Regions from separate parts of the Homo sapiens genome. Here region 2 is linked to region 1. A link is a contact called in ENCODE Hi-C data. All regions are on one chromosome and are shown on one strand. The core of a region is the stretch at or near the end of the contact, and the rest is flanking DNA. Distances in the headings are between cores, read along the strand shown. Region 1 holds the start of TCF3 (transcription factor 3). Region 2 has its middle 7.1 kb from the start of TLE2.

Region 1 (4,447 bases), core at 1,079-3,578:
TCCCTTCCGTGGGTGAAACTGAAGGGCTCCTCGGGAGGACTCCGGCTGCCACACTATGGCTTGGACCCTGAGTGTGGGTGGGGAGTGGCCCACAGTGAGCTCCCTACACTGGAATGGGGAGAGCCAGACCCGGCCACAGACACCCTCAGACCCATGGGGTCAGGGCTGGGCCACAAGGAAGGGCCGGGGGCTGAGGAGGCTGGGGTGGGATTGGAGCTGCTTGGAGACCCTGGCTCCGGAGAGGCCTCTGCGGGGGTGGGGGGCGGCTGAGGAAGGCAGGCATCAGCTGTGAGCACCTACTGTGTGCCAGACTCCCCCCTTCCACTGTCCAGATGGAGAAACCGAGGCCCGGAGAGTAGCACGAACTTGCCTGAGGTCACAGTGAGGTGGAGAGGGATGAGGGATTTGCAGCACAGACCCTGGGACCCACAGCCCTCTCCCCAGACCTGCGGCACGTGGAACTCTCTGGGCACGGAGGGTCGGACTGTGGACAGCCCAGTTTGGGTGTATAGCAGGAGGGGCTTGTGGCTTTGGTGGGGGGCCCCTGTGGCCCCGCCTCCCCGCCGGCCTGGCATAGGTGCAGCATTGAACTGTGATGACTCAGGGGCTCCAGATAGGGGTGGGAAAAGCCTCCCAGGTAGAGGACAAAGCAAACGTAGAGGCCCGGGGTGGGGATGAGCTTAGCAAGTTCTGGACCATCCAGAGGGCAGGATGGCTGGAGCCAAGCGGGCCAGCGAGATGGTGGCATCTTCCCAGGCTGGGAGTGGAGTGTAAATTTCCCTTTGGGGCCCCAGGGAGCCCTGGGAGATTGTGTTATTTTCATTTATTTGTTTAGTTATTTTACTTTTTTTTTTGAGACGGAGCCTCGTTCTGTCGCCCAGCCTGGAGTGCAGTGCTGCGATCTCTGCTCACTGCAACCTCTGCCTCCTGGGTTTAAGCGATTCTCCTGCCTCAGCTTCCCGAGTAGCTGAGATTATAGGTGTATGCCACCACGCCCAGCTAATTTTTGTATTTTTATTTTATTTTACTTATTTATTTATTTATTTTGAGACGGAGTTTCGTCCTTGTTGCCCAGGCTGGAGTACAATGGCGTGCTCTCGGCTCATTGCAACCTCCGCCTTTCGGGTGAAAGCGATTCTGCTGCCTCAGCCTCCCGAGTAGCTAGGACTACAGGTGCCCGCCACCATGCCCGGCTAATTTTTGTATTTTTAGTAGAGATGGGGTTTCACCGTGTTGGCCAGAGAGGTCTCGAACTCCTGACTTCAGGTGATCTGCCCGCCTTGGCCTCCCAAAGTGCTGGGAATACAAGCGTGGGCCACCGCGTCCGGTCAACTTTTTAAATTATTATTTTAAATTATTTTAAATATTTTTAGAGACGGGTGTGGGTGGGGGGGGTTTCACTATGTTGTTCAGGCTGTTCTCGAACTCCTGGCCTCAAGCGATCTTCCCGCCTCGGCCTCCTTCAAAGCGCTGGGATCACAGGCAGGAGCCACGGCGCCCGATCCTAGGCGGGGTCACTTTTTACTAAAATGTAGACACGGACTACTAAGAATCAGGAAGCCAGATCTGGCCTGAGTTCTGTCCAAAGTCAGGTCCAAATTCACAGATGCCGAGACGGAGACTCAAGTCGGCAAAGGCACCGCTGAGACTCCCCGCGGGGCTCTCTGACCCAGAGCCGGAGCCAGAGTCGGTTTTCCCGCCGGGAAAATGGGTCTGACGTAGCCCCCTCGGGGCCGTGATACCCGCTCGCACCACTCAGCACGCGGGGCCGGCCCGAGGAACGCAAATATAACCAAGCAGAAGGCTCCGCGCGGGCGGCCACGCCAACCTGAGAACAAAACTCCAGGACCCACCCCGGCCGCCTCTCGCGGCCTCTCGCTCGCAGAGTCCCGCCTCTGCTGAGGGGCGGGGCCGAGAAGAAAGGAGGCGGGGCCTCACCACGAATGGCTAGGATCCCCGCCCATCAGACTTTCGCGGCTTCCGATTGACCAGACTGCTCTGCCTTAGCTTTCAATCTCACGGGCCTTACTCGCTTGCGTCATGGACTAAGCGCACAGCTCGTGTGTGCTTCCGCGGACGGGGATAGTCCGTGATTTCTCCCCGCGCCGTGGCCCGACCGCCTCCTCTGCGCGTCCCCGCTCCCAGGCTCTGGACCTCACGGGATTCGGGGTCCTCACGAGGGTGCTCGAGAGGCCGAGCTAGGGCGTTCGGGCCCGAGCCGCCCGGAGGTGGCGGAGGGATCCGCGTGGGCCGCCGGGCGGGGCACTCGGGGGCGGGGCAGGGGCGGGGCCTGCACGGGGCGGGGCGGGGCGGCGCGGGCGGGGGGCGGAACATGTCTCCCGCCGCAGGAAGATGAGGCAGCGGCGGCGGCTGCGGGCGTAGCGGGCCGGAGCCGACGCGGCGGCGGGCACCGCGGGCACCGCGCACGCCGCTGCCCCAGGGGCGCCCCGGCCGGCCGCGCGCACGGGCCCCGCGGGACGGGCCACGCGGGGGTGGGAGGGGCCCGGGCCACGCGCGCCGCCGCCGCCGCCCACGCGCGACCCTCGGGGGCCCGGCCGCGACGCACCTTTGTCCGGGGGGGGGCCCCCCCGCTTCATGCCGCCGCCCCCCCCCACGCGCCGCGTGCCCGGCCGCGCCCAGCAGGTGAGCCCGGCGGGGGGCGGGGGGCGCGCCCGGTACCCCCGTGCTTTGTGCCCAGGGAACCCCGGCCCGCCCCGCGCGCGCTTGTTGGGGGGGGGCGCGGAGGAAGTTGGGGCGGGGGCGGTGTCGGGGGGCGCCCCGCGGCCCGGGAGTCATTGTTCTCCAACTTCGCGCGGCGCCGGGGGGGCGGCGACGTGGAGGAGCCCGGAGCTCGCCAGGCCCGCGTCGCCCCCGTCGGGCCGGGCACTTCGGGAAACTTTAAGCAGCCCCGGGCGGGGGCGCGGGGGGCGCCGGACGGGCTGTGCAACTTAGGCGCGAGGACCGTCCCCCCCAGCCCGGGCGCACGGGGACCCCGGGGCGCCCCCTTTCTCGGGTAGAGGGGGGCCCGGCCCGGGCGCCGGAGTTTGGGGTGGGGAGCGCGCGGGAGGGACGTCCTTTTGTCTGCGCGGGGAAGGTGCCGCGCGCTGCAGGCGCTGGTCGGGGCCGGGCGGGCCGGGGGGGGGCGCGCGGGTAACATCTGCTCCGCGTTAATGCGGGGCGAGGCGGCGGCCGCGCTGCGAGCTTCAAAGGCTCCCGGGCCGCACCGCCTGCACCGGCTGCGGGGGGAGGGGGGTCCGGCTTCCCGGGCCGCCTCCCCCCGGGAAAAAGGCGTTCCAGCGCGCCCCCCGCCTTCGGCGCCGTGCAAAGTGGCTTCAAACATTCTCCAAGTCTCTCAAAGTCCTTGGGACGCCCCAGAAGTCTTCCAGCTCCCGTAGAATGCCCGTTTTAGCTCGCCACCCCCCCAACTAAGTCTGTCTTAAAATCGGTTTCAGCTACCCCACAAAAAAGTGCGGTTTCGTAGTCCTCAAAAAAAGTCAGTTTCACACGCCCTCCAAAAAAGAAAAAAACTGAGCGGGGGAGGGGCTGCGCTGGGGCGCCCGCTTCACACCCGGCCTCCAGTTGGCAGACAAAGAGGGGATTTCTCTGCTTCTGAAGTTGGGTCTCCCTCGACCTCGGAGGCTCCTCCCCACCCCCAGCCTCGGAGGTGTCTCCCGGGCTGCCCCCGTCCCCACCTGGGGACCCCTGGGGAAAGTCGAGACTGGAGGGGCCTGGAGTGCATTTCTTTGGAATGGAAATTTTTCTCTGTACCTTTTTCTGGGGGTGGAATGGGTCTTGGCAGGTGGATCCCCCATCCCCCATCTTAGAATGGAGCCCCCTGGGACCACGCGGGAGCACCCTGGTCTTGAGACGCTCTCCCCGCTCATGGAGGGCAGGCAAGGGATGTTGTCAAAGTTTTGCTTAAAAATAATTCCCGGATACATCGCGACAGTAAAGCAATCTAGGGCTGTTTTTTTTTTCTTTCCTGAATACTGTTGGGGTTTTCTTGGGGGGAGGGAGATTGAGGGTGGAGGAAAGCTTTGCTGGTCCCTGCATAGGATGCGCGTCCCCCCCACCCCCGGCACTTTAAGTCTTGAAGCTTGTAAAAGAGTTTCGTGGTTTTCTGACTTGTGGATTTCCTTCATGTTGAATTTGGGGGCGACCTGGTCTTCAACGGGCTGTGCCATCTGCTGGGGGAGGGGGGAATCACCAAATTTCCCTCGGGGCGGGGTAGGATCGGGCTGTTCCTCCCTTTCCCGGGGGTAGGGGGCCTCAGAGGAAGCCCGGGGTTGGTTGGAAATGAGAGAGTTGGAGAAAGGAGAGGTTCTGGCTGCCCTGCGTGCAGTTTAAACTTGGCAACTTGATGCCCTGGTGTTCCCTGGGGGAGTTAGGGAGTTTATATTTGCACACCCTCCCCCCATTTTTCAGACTCCCTGTGGTCTCTGGGGAG
Region 2 (4,447 bases), core at 1,036-3,535, 1.4 Mb before region 1:
GAATGCATAGCATAGATGTGGAGCGTGAGGGGAGAGTGGGAGAGAAGGACCCTTTAGGACATAGTGGGGGCTGGACACAGTGTTTCACACCTGTAATCCCAGCACTCTGTGAAGCTGAGGGAAGAGGACTGCTTGAGCCCAGGAGTTGAAGACCAGTCTGGGCAACATAGTGAGACCCTGTCTCTACAAAAAAATTTTTTTTAAATTAGCTGAGTGTGGTGGTACACACCTGTGATTCCAGCTACTCCGGAGGCTGAGGCAGGAAGACGGCTTGAGCCCAGCGAGGTCAAGGCTGCAGTGAGCTATGACGGTGGCACTGCACTCCAGACTGGGTGACAGAGTGAGACCTTGTCTCAAATAATAATAAGGACAAAATAAATGTTGGGAGTACAAATAGCTACCCTTTATGGAGCATTTACTATGCATTATTATTATTGTTATTGTTATTATTATTTTTTTGAGACAGAGTCTCGCTCTGTCCCCCAGGCTGGAGTGCAGTGGTGTGATCTCAGCTCACTGCAACCTCCGCCTTCTGGGTTCCAAGGATTCTCCTGCCTCAGCCTCCTGAGTAGCTGGGATTACAGGCGTGTGCCACCTTGCTCGACTAATTTTTCTATTTTTAGTATAGATGGGGTTTCCCCACGTTGACCAGGCTGGTGTCGAACTCCTGACCTCAGGTGATCCACCCATCTTGGCCCAACTAAGTGCTGGGATCACAGGTGTGAGCCACTGCACCCGGCCTACTATGCATTATTGTAAGTACTTTATAGGCCTTATTTGAAGATTCTATTATTAATCTTGTGTTCCAGACAAGGAAACCCAAGCAGAGTAAACGTGCCTGGCACTGAGCCGTTGTCACTCTGGGACTTCTCCCCCAGCCGCCCAGTTCTTACTCAGGGAGAGGCTGGAGTTCCTGAGCCCCTCAGCCAATCCTAGTGCCTCCTACCACGGGCTCCCAGGCCCTGACTCCTGCTGGTCAGAACCCACTGTGACTTCAGGACCCATGCGAAAGTAGGCACAGGGGCCTTCTAACCCTAGGGGGTATCTACCTCCCCGACACTTCACAGCTGGGGGATGTTCCCAGATCCACACAGCAAAGCTAGGGGTCAGAGCCCAAGGCTCACTCTGTCACAGGAAAGGGCTTAAGGCTGCCCCATCTTTCTTCTGTCCACTTAGGGTTAGGGTAATCTAAAGGCACTGCTCAAATGAGGCAACTCCTATGCATTCTGCAAAACCCTAGCTTAAATACCGAAACCCAACATCTTTTTGTTTTGTTTTGTTTTTGTTTTTGTTTTTGAGACAGAGTCTCACTCTGTTGTCCAGGCTAGAGTGCAGTGGCGCGAACTCGGCTCACTGCAACCTCTGCATCCCAGGTTCAAGCAATTCTCCTGCCTCAGTCTCCTGAGTAGCTGGGACTACAGGAGCGTGCCACCATGTCCGGCTAATTTTTGTATTTTTAGTAAAGACCGGGTTTCACTATGTTGGCCAGGCTGGTCTCGAACTCCTGGCCTCAGGTGATCCGCCTGCCTCGGCCTCCTGAAGTGCTGGGATTACGGGCGTGAGCCACCACGCCCTGCCCCAACATCTATTAAATACTACCACCCAACATCTAGAAAGCTATCCCAACTTCCCAATGGGGGCGCTAAATCCTGGCTGAGCCTGCCCCCACTCCCACCCCCAGCTCTGATCCTCCCTAACCCCAACCCCGACCACAGGGGTTCTGAGAGAGCTGGGCTGTCTCCCCCTCCTCCCAAACTTGGGAGCCCCTCCTTGAGTTTCCACCAAGGTCAGCCCTGGCTGCTCCCAGGCAGAACAGCACGGAGTATGGGTTTCATGAAAGTTTTGTCCAGCAATCTCACTGTGCATCTGGGTAAACTGAGGCTCAAAGAGAGGCCCTGGAGGTTCTAGGGAGATGGCTCCTCATGTTCCTGGGTGGAAGGAAATGTGTGTGTGATTTTTCCGGGGGGCACACCGCCAAGCGTGGCGGGGAGCTGAGGCTCAGAGGTCACCCGCGAGCCCGGGGCCAGCGGGAGGGGACAGGCCTGGCTGGTGGCCCGGCAGTTCGGCTGGAGGGGGCGGTAGGCAGAGGTTGGCGGTGTCGGAAGCCAAAGGCTTGGCCTCCCCGAGGGAGCCGCTTTCCCGGCCCGGGTCGGATCAATGGGCTGTAATTATACCGCGCCGGGCCGGGAGCCGGCAGGGAGGGAGCGGGAGCTGGCGGGAGGGAGGCGACGGGCGGGAGAGCGCGGGCCGGAGAGGTACCCACGTTACTTTGATTGACAGCCTGGGCGGGAGCCGCGCGGGAGCTTCTGGGAATCGTAGTCTTTTTCTGAAAACCCGTGCTCTCCTCCAGCTTCCACGCTCGGGGAAACTGAGGCACAAGGCCCAGCACCACCCCCCTCCACCCCTGACTACCTATAGGCCCATCCCCCCCACCTGGGGGTAAAACTGAGACCGTTCCTGGAGCCCCCAGGCTCGGGTAAGAGCTTCAGCTCTTCGCCGGGCGTCCAGCGTGACTTAACTACTCTTTGCTTCAGTTTACCTATCTGTGAAATAGGGAGAAAGATGCAACCTCTGCTCCGCCAGCTAGCTGGTAGCATATTGCACGAGGGTCCCTTGTTTTGAAGGGGAGATAGGCCAGGCTTGGGGGTGACTCGCTTTCCCCTGTTTCTGGATAATAATGGAGCCTTAGCCCCCCCTCCTCCAATCCGGTCGAGCTCGGGCGTCCACTAGGGTCTCAGATTCTCCTAGGGAGGGGGGCCACACTCGCCAAACCCCGCCGGGAGCGCCGAGCTGCCTTCCGATTGGCCCTACTGATCCCAGTGCCTCCTGCCATTGGTTGCTGGTCTCCTAATCCCCATTGGCCAGTTTCCTATGTGACGTCACTGACCCATGTGGGAGCGTCGCGAGCGGATTGGCTGGCGCCCCCAGCCAACCACCGCGGAGAAAGGAATTTCCACAGTAGCTGGGGCGGCCAGGCTGATTTAAGGTGGTCTGAGCAATCCGGGGTCCCAGCGCAGCTTCTCAGCTTTTTCCCTTTTTTTTTTTTCCGTAAACCCACATCCACAACGTAAAACCCTAGCCAGGAACCAGGGGCTGAGCCTCTCTGTAATGGGAAGGGGGAGATCGGCGGCTGAGCTCCTTTTCCCCTCTGGCAGCTTCTTCCCTGATGGTGCAGCTGGGGAAACTGAGGCGCAAAGAGGGGGTCCGTGAAGTCCCGCGTGGCAAATGAAGTCGCTGGGGACTCTACCCACGTTGGAACACGCCTGGCAGGTTGCTTCCCTGCTTCCTGCTCTGGCCGGATGTGGTATTTTGGGGAGTTATGGAGTCACAGGCGGCCAAGGGTTCCCCAGTATGCACACAGTTGCTGGCAGCAGAGTCTCCCCAAATTCCACCCGCTGCTCCCAAAGTTGGGGATGTTGCTGCCCAGAGCAAAAACTCCTCCTTCCTGGCGGATCACACACTAAGGGATGGGGTGTGTTCCTGTGTGCGTGTGTGGTCTTGTGGCTTCTCGGGCAATCCACAAATCTGTATTTACCCTCCCCGGTGCAGTGTGCCTGTTAGAGGGATCTGAAGACTGCTGGGTAAAGATCCCCTGCTCTAGGGAGCCTCAGCTCACTCACCGGGCAATGCCCCTGTTCCTCGCCCGGCTCTGCCTTCATCCTTAGCTCGCTCCTGTGCTGACACTGACCCTATGTGACCCTGGGAGGGTACGTGTCCCTGTACCTCTGTCCCCACCAGATGCTCTGGGAGCCCCTCCCTGGAAGGCCTAGGGCTGGATCTTCTCTAGGAATCCAGCCTCTTGCAGCATGTGGAGGTGTTCGTAGACTAAACATCCATTTATCCACCAACACCAAGCAGTTTATATCCAGTGTGTGTATGTGTGTGTGTGTGTGTACGCGCGTATGGAGAAGACAGGAGGCGAAGAAGACAGGAGGCTGGGGGAGAAGGCTTTTGCAGGAGACAGTTTTTGGGTTGGGCCTTGAAAAAAATGGACTTTCTCCAGGCATAAAAGGAGGGGGAGGGAATTCCAGGAAGAGATAACAAGCAGGGAAAGGCTCAGAGGTGGGAAAGAAAGGACACAAATTAGGTGATCTGGCCAGGGTGGCTGGAGGGGGTTGGGGGTGTGGTGTGATCTGGTGGAGGAAGGTGAAGCTGGCTGGGGCAGGGTTGCAGAGGTTCCAGTGCTAGGGTGAAGAGCTGGAAATTTATCCCTAGGGCAATAGGGAGCCAGGGGAGGGTTTGAGGGAAGGAGGGCCAGGCTCCAATTGAAGATCACCAAAAACAAAGGCTGCTCAGAGGGAGGAGGTGGCTGTGGTCCAGATGGGAGAGAGGACAAAGGCCTGGTCAGGGTGGGGGCTGCTGGGGTGGGGAGAACGGAGGAGGGTTGCAGGCCAGGTGTTGGGAATAGAGGGCTAGGGTGATGCTCTGGTTTAGAGTATCTGGGGGA

What was found. A loop is a pair of places that touch in the nucleus more often than their neighbours do. Pooled maps may share reads with other maps.
Region 2: a loop to region 1 is called in a pooled map, with 7 times the contacts of the local background. The contact joins the enhancer-like site here to the promoter of TCF3 in region 1. A Hi-C loop is called at or near these places in 2 of 50 pooled maps.

Annotation. Positions count from the first base shown.
Region 1 is chr19:1,650,496-1,654,942 of GRCh38, reverse strand. TCF3 (transcription factor 3) reads left to right here and starts at 2,328. Exons shown (of 19, transcript NM_003200.5): 1 at 2,328-2,643. RefSeq lists enhancers at 1,590-1,699, 1,820-1,869 and silencers at 2,160-2,209, 2,220-2,349, 2,880-2,959, 3,050-3,279, 3,087-3,309 and 1 more.
Region 2 is chr19:3,034,134-3,038,580 of GRCh38, reverse strand. It overlaps a transcript of TLE2 not described here. Among named protein-coding and RNA genes, the nearest start is that of TLE2, 7.1 kb to the right of the region's middle. RefSeq lists silencers at 2,081-2,140, 2,801-2,970 and an enhancer at 3,111-3,310. Within about 2 kb of position 2,285, at least 38 of the 41 ENCODE cell types and tissues checked have a DNase peak (open chromatin) inside an H3K27ac peak, as active enhancers do.